Linked DNA regions of Homo sapiens: region 1 is linked to region 2. The links are chromatin loops, found by intact Hi-C in ENCODE. Cell type or tissue: IMR-90. All regions are shown on one strand. Links, peaks and the distances in the headings refer to the core of each region. The heading gives the core; the rest is flanking DNA. Region 1 overlaps LOC105377144 (a long non-coding RNA gene). Region 2 overlaps SLC25A26 (solute carrier family 25 member 26).

Region 1 (5,392 bases), core at 199-5,198, 660 kb after region 2:
TGCTTGAGGTCACATAGCTGTTGAGTGTCAAAGCCAGGAATCAGGTTCCGGCACACAAGCTCCTAACGACTGCACCGCACAGCCTCTGAGAATGGGGCTGGCTGAAGCAGGGGCAGCAGTGTTTGTGTTGTGTCCATGTTGGTGGGGACCCCACTCATTCACATTTGACCTCCGGCCCCCTCCCCTCAGCATTCCATAAATGCCCTCTACTAAGCTCTAGGTGGAATTAATTCCTATCTAGACCTTCCAAGGTCATATTTAACTTAACTCCACTCACTTTATTCCCCAAAGTAAAACAAAACCCAACTTGCTGACTGCAAGTGAACTTGGAGCCTCCCCTCCTTTTTTTTTTTTTTTTTTTGAGAAGGAGTCTCACACTGTTGCCCGGGCTGGAGTGCAGTGGCGCAACCTCGGCTCACTGCAGCCTCTGCCTCCCCGGTTCAAGTGATTCTTCTGCCTCAGCCTCCCAAGTAGTTGGAATGACAGGCGCCTGCCACCATGCCCAGCTAATTTTTTGTATTTTTAGTAGAGATGGGGTTTCACTATGTTGGCCAGGCTGGTCTCAAACTCCTGACTTCGTGATCTGCCTGCCTCAGCCTCCCAAAGTGCTGGGATTACAGGAGTGAGCCACCGTGCCCAGCTGGAGCCTCCTTTGAGCTGCTTGGTCTCTTGCTCATTTATTCTTCACTAAAATTCAATTGAAATCATTTGGTGATCACCACTAAGAGTCACTTCCAAAGTATGTGTTGTTAAAAGAAAAACTTCAGCCAAATTACATTTAAAGGAGTTTAATTGAGCAATGATTGATTTGTGAATCGGGCAGCCCCCAGAATCACAGCAGATTCAGAGAGACTCCAGGGATGCCTCGTGGTCAGAACAAATTTACAGACAAGAAAAACGGAAGTGACGAACAGAAATTGGAGGTGAGGTACAGAAACAGCTGGATTGGTTACAGCTTAGGATTTGCCTTATTTGATCACAGTTTGAACACTCAGCAGTGTATGAGTGGTTGAAGTACGGCTGCTGGGATTGGCCAAGACTCAGCAATTGTTAGAGGAGCATACTGATAAGTTAGAGTTTCAATCTTGTCTATCTATTAAGTTAGGTTGCAGTTTGTCCACAAGGACTCAAACATAGAAGTACGGAGGCCATGTTTAGTTTGTTTTAACAGTGTAATAAAATTGACTTAAACTACAAAAGAACTGAAATATTCAACTGCACCTAGGACAAAAATTTTTTTTAAAAAATGTAACCATAGCTACATTTGACTGTCGAGCGCTTTGCAAGTGGTCAAACTGAGGTGTGCTATAAGTGTAAGATACATTGCAAATTTGAAAGATTTAGTACAGAAAAAAAGTAAACTACCTCATTAGTATTTCTTATATTGGCTACATATTCATATGACAACCATTTTGGATATATTGGGTTAAATAAAATGTGTTATTAAAATTAATGTCACTGATTTCTTTTTACTTTTTAAAATGTGGCTACTAGAAAGTTTAAAATTGTATATGTGACTCATAGTATATGTCTATTGGACATAATTTGACCTTTTCCAGCCTCATTCTTACTTTCCCAGTCACTACACTTCAGTTACCAACTTTACTCTTCCTAAAACAGCCCCAACGTGTTCCTAACACAGGGCCTTTGCAGTTGCTCTTCCTCTGCCAGGAATGTCCTTTCTCAGGATTATTTATTCCTTTCCTTCTTGATCTCTTCAGAGGAACATCCCCTATCCAATCTATGTAGACAGTGTCTCTATCTTTCTTGTGCTTTATTTTTCTTTGGAGCAGTTAAATTGGGGACGGGTGGAGTGGTGCACATTTGTCATCAGAGGCTGAGGCTGGAGGATTGCTTGAGCCCAGGGGTTCGAGGCTGCAGTGAGCTAAGGTTTAAACAAACTAACAAAAAACAAACTGGTATCATGTCCTCTGTCTCTGTCAATGCCCTCTTTATATTATAGTGGAAATAAATGAAGAGATGAATGGAGTAGATTTTTGTGTTTTCCTGTAACCAACCTTTTGGGTAATGAATGAATAACCAATTAGAAAAAAAAAAAAAAAGTCCACTTTGATGGACTGTTTCATCTCTTGGCCTTGGAATTTCAAAACCTGCCTTAGCACCTCCACATTGGGACTGCATCTGGCAGCTAAGTTGAGGATTCGCTTGCAGCTTAAGGATCCTTTCAAGGGCCTTCTCCCTAGGAAGGGATGTTGACTTGTCTAGCCTTCCTGGGAGCTGGGACTCCAATTGTCTCATGCACAGATGCTGAAGTCAGTTCTGTTTGTGGCTTCTGTTTTTATTGACAGTAGAGGGCAGCAGAGTCCTTTCCACAGGAGCATTTGAGCCGAGAAGACCAACTAAGACTTTGGGCTGTGCACAGTTAAAGTCAAGCTCCTTTCAGAGAGAAATAGCTAACGAGACCCGTAATGTCTAGGGTAAGAACTATAGCAATGGCATATTTTCTTCTATCTCTAATTATATAGATGGTTCAAACTTCTGATGCAATCTCCTTATTAAATATTTATTTTATCTGAGTTTTTATTTTCTTGCCTCCGTTTTGTTTGTAGTTTAAGGGTTGGCTAGGGGGTGTAGGACTGGAGAAAGTTGATATTAGTGGATTCATTTACATTCATTTGGTTTACATCTCATCCTGGATTTTCAGGAATGAAAACTGGCTTCTTGTGGCATACAATTTCTGTATTTATCTGCAAAGATTACTCTGGAGGGCAGACAGTGTTGGCTCTAACTTTATGCATGACCCAGAAATAAGCATCTCCATTAACCCATTATCATTATAGCACTGAGAGTTTTCAACAAAACATATGCATGAGAATTGATTAATAATCCCTAAGAGTGATGTGGATAATAAAAAGCTTATAGGTCCCTCAGCTATGACAGACAGTCGTGCAGATATGCTTCCTAAGAACACAAGGAAAAAAGGTATGATTCTCCAAAAAAGTATTTTTAAAATCCAGTAGGTAGTGAGAGTGCTTCTAAGAAATTATACAAAGTGCCTTGATCAGTTAGTAACTTTAGAATGAGCTCTTAGCTAGAAAATTCAGGAAATCAGCAGCATAAGGGTGTTTTACATACTTCATTAAAAAAAATTTCCAATATATTTACCAAAAAAGAAATCATGATTATTTCCTCATCTCCATATTTCACGGACAATAGAATGGTTTAGGTTAAAACAACAACAACAGCTGACCTTGGCATGTTGGTCAAGTTAGCTAGCAGCTAGTGACTCAAAGTTTCCCCTATTAGCTGTACTGTCTCAGTAACAGAGTTTTGAATTGCAACTTAATTTCTCCTAATATTGTGTCCTACAGTTTTGATACCTAATAGTTGCATGGATATCTGCTATCATTCTTTGGTTGCTTTAGTTGTGAGGACTGTTACATTCTCTAAAAATTCTGTTTTAGCCTCCAAATGCTTAGAGCCAGAGGAGTGGGATGAATTTGCTAACCCATAATCACAGTTAGTATATTGATAGCCACTGGAAGATTTTGTTGCTGTTTATGGCCACACAAATCAGTCTCAGGCTGGATTGTTTGGGCTTTGTTTGAATTTGCTACTTAACTTTGAACTCTAGGTTTTGAAAATTTCCACTCAGTTGCAGGCATATAACCTTAGGAAATTGGATTCTCAAGAGATAGCTGAAGATAGTGTTGAGCATGCCGTTTAGATACAAAATAGGACTAAAGAGCCTCATCCTGCTGAAATTATTTACCATTGGAGCCTCTGAATATAAATGTACTCCTAAAGGCAGTGAAGCTTCAGGAAGCCATATGAAGGTGAATAAGAAAAGATTTCTATTATTATACATATGGGACGCTGAGAAAGAGATGAGAAAAGAACCACAAGGAAAACATAAAATGGATGTAAGATCGACATTGCATTTTGAATATATGAAGATATTGTCAGAGGAAAATTCTATTTTCACGTACGATAATTCTATGCAACACACATAAACCAACAAATTCTTATTCAAAAGCCTAATCCAGGTTTAAGAAGTGGGAAAACAATCTTTGCATTTTGAATCTGTCCTTGTAGTGAGAAAGAGCTGAATTATGATTTGAACTCTTACTGATAGATAGGAACTCAGAAACTGCACAGAACATTTGAAGTATGTATTTGATAAAAATTCAGTGAGCCCTCTTTTGTGCCAAGTACGGTACTAGATACTATCGATACGGACAGAGTTTAGGACATGCCATTCCAAAATATGGCCTCTTGATGTTTCAGAAAAAAGCAGAAGCAGGAAGTTCTCTTTGACCTCCTCCCAAAGTTCTCCTCTGAAGCAGGTCGTAAAAGAATTATCTGATCTTTCTTTAAAGTAGGTCATAAGACCCTCATTCCAGAGACATCTTTCCTGTATCTGGAGGAAGGAATGAAGACATAGAGATGCCAAGAAGAATCTGAACAAATAGGCCTTACAAGTTGCCCCCAGTTAATTCCGATTAGATCATACCTTTGTCCAATCATACTTCTGTATGGCTGTCTACTCTTCATTAAACCTAAGTATAAAAATACACAAGTTTTCCTGTTTCTTTGGTTCTTCATTTCTGAAAACTCTCACGTCATATAAAACTTGCTCATATGTATTTTTTTTTTTTTTTGTAGAAGTCTCAGCCATGAACCTAGCAGTGAAGGAGGAAAACATCTTATGTCTTGTTCTCTACAACACAAAGATGAACATAAAGAAGAAACACAGACTCTGGCCTGGAGAAGTTCAGTGTCTGGTGGGGGAGACTGGATAAATAATTTAAAACATTTATTTAACAAATAATTACAGTGCAATATGATAAGTACAATAGCTAAAGTGTGGGCAAAGTGTCGCAGGAACAGGAATAAAGAGGAGACAACTTCCAAAAAAATCTTACATACTTAACCTTTTCCCGACATTTTGACCTGAAAATAAATCAGCATAACAACTCACAAATACAAGGGTTACATAATTTGCTTTATAAGAAGTACAGATTAGTTTTAAGTAAGATGATTTCTTTATAATGATAGCCCTGATAATTTAGTTTTTATGGACTTTTGGGATTCCATATTTATTAAGTCATCATTTGAGTCTCTCTTAGTAGATAGGATTCTCATCACACTTATTTTGGGGGATGTCATCTTACTTATTTGCCACCTAACACTGGTCATGGGCTGGTATTCAACAAAAATTTTTGAGCTAAATTAAATTTGAATATGTTATTATGGGTTAGATGAAGTAAAAAAAAATTGGGGCTGTTAATTGGTAAAATCTGAATTAGGATATTTATCTGGATAAAGTACTAAGAAAAAGGAAACCTTTACATATCTCCTTTATATAGTTAACTCCCAACACTCTACACTAAATATACTGTTTAGTATTAAAGGCTAAACTTATAATTTC
Region 2 (5,392 bases), core at 233-5,232:
GAGAAAAACAAGCAATGGGGAAAGGATTCCCTATTTAATAAATGGTGCTGGGAAAACTGGCTAGCCATATGTAGAAAGCTGAAACTGGATCCCTTCCTTACACCTTATACAAAAATTAATTCAAGATGGGTTAAAGACTTAAACGTTAGACCTAAAACCATAAAAACCCTAGAAGAAAACCTAGGCAATACCATTCAGGACATAGGCATGGGCAAGGACTTCATGTCTAAAACACCAAAAGCAATGGCAACAAAAGCCAAAATTGACAAATGGGATCTAATTAAACTAAAGAGCTTCTGCACAGCAAAAGAAACTACCATCAGAGTGAACAGGCAACCTACAAAATGGGAGAAAATTGTTGCAACCTACTTATCTGACAAAGGGCTAATATCCGGAATCTACAATGAACTCAAACAAATTTACAAGAAAAAAACAAACAACCCCATCAAAAAGTAGGCAAAGGATATGAACAGACACTTCTCCAGAGAAGACATTTATGCAGCCAAAAGACACATGAAAAAATGCTCATCATCACTGGCCATCAGATAAATGCAAATCAAAACCACAATGAGATACCATCTCACACCAGTTAGAATGGCGATCATTAAAAAGTCAGGAAACAACAGGTGCTGGAGAGGATGTGGAGAAATAGGAACACTTTTACACTGTTGGTGGGGCTGTAAACTAGTTCAACCATTGTGGAAGTCAGTGTGGCGATTCCTCAGGGATCTAGAACTAGAAATACCATTTGACCCAGCCATCCCATTACTAGGTATATACCCAAAGGACTATAAATCATGCTGCTATAAAGACACATGCAAACGTATGTTTATTGCGGCACTATTCACAATAGCAAAGACTTGGAACCAAGCCAAATGTCCAACAATGATAGACTGGATTAAGAAAATGTGGCACATATACACCATGGAATACTACGCAGCCATAAAAAATGATGAGTTAATGTCCTTTGTAGGGACATGGATGAAATTGGAAATCATCATTCTCAGTAAACTATCGCAAGGACAAAAAACCAAACACGGCATGTTCTCACTCATAGATGGGAATTGAACAATGAGAACACATGGACACAGGAAGGGGAACATCACACTCTGGGGATGTTGTGGGGTGGGGGGCGGGAGGAGGGATAGCATTAGGAGATACATCTAATGCTAAATGATGAGTTAATGGTTGCAGCACACCAGCATGGCACATGTATACATATGTAACTAACCTGCACATTGTGCACATGTACCCTAAAACTTAAAGTATAATAATAGTAAAAAAAAAAATTAATTACTGCTGTCTTCCCTTCACTAGAATGTATGCATCAGGAGGGCAGATGCCTCCCGTTTTGTTCCCTACTATTAATCTAACACCTAGAAGAGTGTGGCACATAGCACACTCAGAAAATATTTAACAAACCAATGACTTAATCATACTTGCTTCTCAAAAGCAGACCAGTTTTAAGTACTTAGGTATTAAGATCTCCAGATACATTTAGCAAGAATTATGGAGTTCTCACTAAATTCCTAGGCAAGCTAATGGTTTTCTGCCAGATAAACTGTCTGTACTTCCATTGAGATTAATTTTCTTATCATATTTACTGCTGTCTACATATAGCTCTTATTTTAATTTTGTCTTTTCTAGTTACAGTTACTCCTGTAACTATTTCATATATTCAAAACAGTTTTTGAAGTGACACATGAAAATAATAAAACTTATGAAGAAGATCCTTCATTAGGTGTGTGCGAATTATCTCCAGTGAATACCGTGTGGGTCAAGAATTACCCTTGATGTTCTCATTACTGTATACTGTCTTATTGTCTGAATAAACACCATCTTATATGGAGTATTAAGAGACTATATATGTAAGAAAACTAAATTTGAAGGTCAAATGTAGTTTTTTAGATGTGTAATTAAAAAATAGCAATTGGAATCATTCAAAGGAAATTAAAATGTTTATCTGTGGGTTCGACTACCTGGCTACAGATTACTTTGGGATCACATAATGAAAATAGTTAAAATTTGAATACTAATTATGATTGTTAACTTTACATATATTTTCCTAATCCTTAAACTGTAAGACATCAGCCTGTTTGTACAGATCATAAGCAGAGGCTTAGAAAAATTAAGTAATACAACTAGGAGGTGGCAGGACTGGAATTGGAGGTCAAGTTTGTATAATTCCAAATCCTGTGATTCTTATTACACTTTGCTTCCTGTTTGTGTCTTGCAGATAAATTCACTGATAGAATTTTTCAGTAAATCCTAAGAAAATAATGTGATGGGGGATCTACAAGACTTGAACCAAATCTTGACCTGAGTGAGAGTGGAGCACAATTTCTGAGTGTTAGAGGATTCTAAAGGATAGAAATGGAACTGTTTGTATGGGCAGAACACAATGAGATGCTTCTAAAACAGCCATTAATATTGATTTCAGCATCCTTTTTCGTCTGGCCTTTGTGAGGGGTGCTTAAAAATGTTTTGACTGATTGTAGTCTGTCCTTTTTTGTTCCCTGTGCTGCATCATATGTTCTGAGAAACAGTAGAGTAGGTGGGAAAAGGTTGATAATCTTTGGCCTTGAAGTGGTTTTGGTATACATAGCCAAGTAACTAGCAGATAATTTATTGACTAGTGGAGAAGCAGAAATTTTTGTGAGGATTTTTTTTTTTCCCTTTTTGAATATACTCTGCTTTTTGTTATTCAACTTGTCAGTGCAAAACTGACATTATAGAAGAACGCACTAGAGGGCGCACAATGCCTGTATTTTAAATGTTGGTGGCAAAAACCTCAGCATGAACTTGGAAGCTGCTTCCTGGCACTGTTTGAAAAAAAAAAAAAAAGGTTCAAATTAGAAAATGTAAATTTAAGCATAATAGTGTTTTCCGATCAAGATACCTGAATGGATAAATTTGTGTTATCTTTTGATACATATGTACATGGAGTTGTATTTATTTGGGTTCTAATTTTTTAAAACTTTTACCATGGAAAAATTTAAAGACACACAAAAAAGATTACTAAAATGAATCCCTGTAGTCTCATCAATTACCAGCTCTTGAGCAGTATTGTTCCATCTATACCAAACCCTGCTTCCCACATGTCTGTATGATATTGAAGCAAATACCAGACATTCTGATTTCATCCAGAAATACGTCACTATGCATCTCTAAAAGATAACTGTAAATATGTATAATGTATCAAAAATGAGTGTCATAACAGAAAGACAAATATTGTATTATATGTGTAAACTAAGAAAGTAAAATTCATAGAAGCAGAGAGTAGAACCATGGTTCTCGGGTGTTAGGGGGTGGGTAAATGGGGAGATGTTGTTCAAAGGGTACAAATTGTCAGTTATAGGATCAGCAGGTTCTGGGTATTTAAGGTACAGCATGAAAAGTGATGGATGTGTTAATTAATTTGATTGTGGTAATCATTACACATTGTGTATCAAATCATCACATTGCTCACTTTAATATATATAATCTTTATTTGTCATTTATTTTAAAAAACGAATATCATAGTCTAGAAGTATTTCCCCAAAGCTATTTATCACTTACAAAGGGGAAAATAGTAATTTTACAGTTGGAAAGACTGGCAGTCACTATTTTATCCAAGTGATCAAGATTAGCATCACCAGTAATAAGATTATATTAACATCATACATCTCTAATATAATGCACCAAGAAGGACACAATGTCACTTCTTTGGTCTTCTTGCCAAAGATGCATAATCTCAGTGTGATCATGAGAAAACATCACACAAACCGAGATTGAGAGACATTGTACAGAATTGTCAAAGTTATGATAAAGAAAGATGAAAGAACTGCCACAAATAAGAGAAGACTAAGGAGACACAACAAGTAAATGCAGTGTAGGATCCTGGATTTGATCCTGGAACAGAAAAGATTTTGGGAAAAACTGGTAACATTCAAAATCTGTAATTTAGCTATTAGCATTGCAGCAAAACTGGTAGCTGGTTTTGATAAGTGTACTGTAGTTAATTTATTAACATTAGAGAAGCCAGCATATATGTGAACTCTGCTATTTATGCAACTTTTATGAGAGTTTGTTTTTAAAAAACAAACTAAAATGCCACATTTGGACATTGTATGAAGTACTTGTTTTTAGAGTCATCTTCTAAAATAATGACAAGTTAAATTTAAAATTTAATTTCTTTTATTGTTAACTTGTATTAAAATAATATATGCAATTAGTAACAACCCAAATAATGTAGAAGGACTTAAGATGAAAAACAACAGTCTCCTGCCCATCCCTCTCCATTCTGGTTCCACTCTCTAGAGGTAGCCTTTATTTTTTATTTTTTAAAATTTTAACTGTTTTATTTTTAGTTCTTATTTCATCGGTGCTTTCAGATAATATATTATTTAAATGTCTGTTTTAAAATTTGTCAGTAGATAAAGTTTGTTGAGTCTTTGGGATGGAAGATGTGATTAAGCTCACATTATGTTCTTCCCCAACCCTGTCTCATCCTAGCATTCCAGTTATATAAATTTCATTCCTCTGTTCATTTTAGAAACTTTAAGTTATATATTCGTTTCTTTATTTCTTATCCTACGAACTTTCTGCATCTTACAACTTTCTCTTGACATGATGAGGCTGTTGCTTTCTTTTTGCCACCTTGTCCTCCTTAACCTGCAAATTTCACTTTCTGGAAAGACTTCTCTCAACTATACTTTCATTGTACATTGTCAAGAGGGTTGACAATTTCATCCTGTCTTTTACCCTCAGTCACTTCTTTCATAGCTCTTCTGTATTGATTCTAAAAGTGGAGTACCGGTGAACTAGTGTTTGTATTATTGAGAAGACTTCATGAATGATCAGACCATGTAGTGTGCTAAGGCTGTATTTTTTTTTGTGTGTGGGACTTACACCCTGAGAGATGGTTTCAGCATCAGAATCAAATAGACCTTCTTGCACTCTATCAGTTGCTAAAATTTAATTTCCAACATTTGGGGCATGAGCTTGTCTTTTTTTCTTGGAGTTTCTAATTGCCTTTTCTGTATGAAAAAGGCATTATTTGCATTATTTTTAGGTATGACAACTTTGAAAACATACTGTCTTTTGTCCTGAGTCCCCTTTTACCCTGGGAATCTTGGAATCTTTCATTCTCCTGTTCTAATCCTGTGTTAATATTCACTGTGTTTGGGCTTCTATTCTTGGGTCAGATTTGCTGTTTCCTGAAGGCCGCATAGCATAGTGGTTCAGACCAGGGCTTTGTGGTCAGGCAGCCCAGGTTTTGCCAACAGCTCTGCCTCTGTTAAACTTACACCTGGTGCTACAGTGTCCTCATTGAATGAAAATGCTTTCAGATATGAAAAATATAAGAATTTAGTCCATTTGTTTGAAGGCTTTTATTTGATTCTGATTTTTT

Evidence for each region. Peaks named below come from ENCODE experiments on the same cell type or tissue, not always from the same donor. Only the 100,000 strongest peaks of a DNase experiment are listed, where the experiment ranks them.
Region 1: a loop joins it to region 2, with 8 times the contacts of the local background. A loop is called at or near these places in 2 of 110 quality-filtered maps.

The regions. Positions count from the first base shown.
Region 1 is chr3:66,936,240-66,941,631 of GRCh38, forward strand. The region is part of intron 1 of LOC105377144 (a long non-coding RNA gene); the gene reads right to left. Among named protein-coding and RNA genes, the nearest start is that of KBTBD8, 59 kb to the right of the region's middle. In IMR-90, for the core only: a CTCF peak has its summit at 2,313 (motif pointing right); a DNase peak (open chromatin) is centred at 2,322.
Region 2 is chr3:66,274,129-66,279,520 of GRCh38, forward strand. The region is part of intron 5 of SLC25A26 (solute carrier family 25 member 26); the gene reads left to right. Among named protein-coding and RNA genes, the nearest start is that of SLC25A26, 56 kb to the left of the region's middle. In IMR-90, for the core only: a CTCF peak has its summit at 2,758 (motif pointing right); a DNase peak (open chromatin) is centred at 2,773.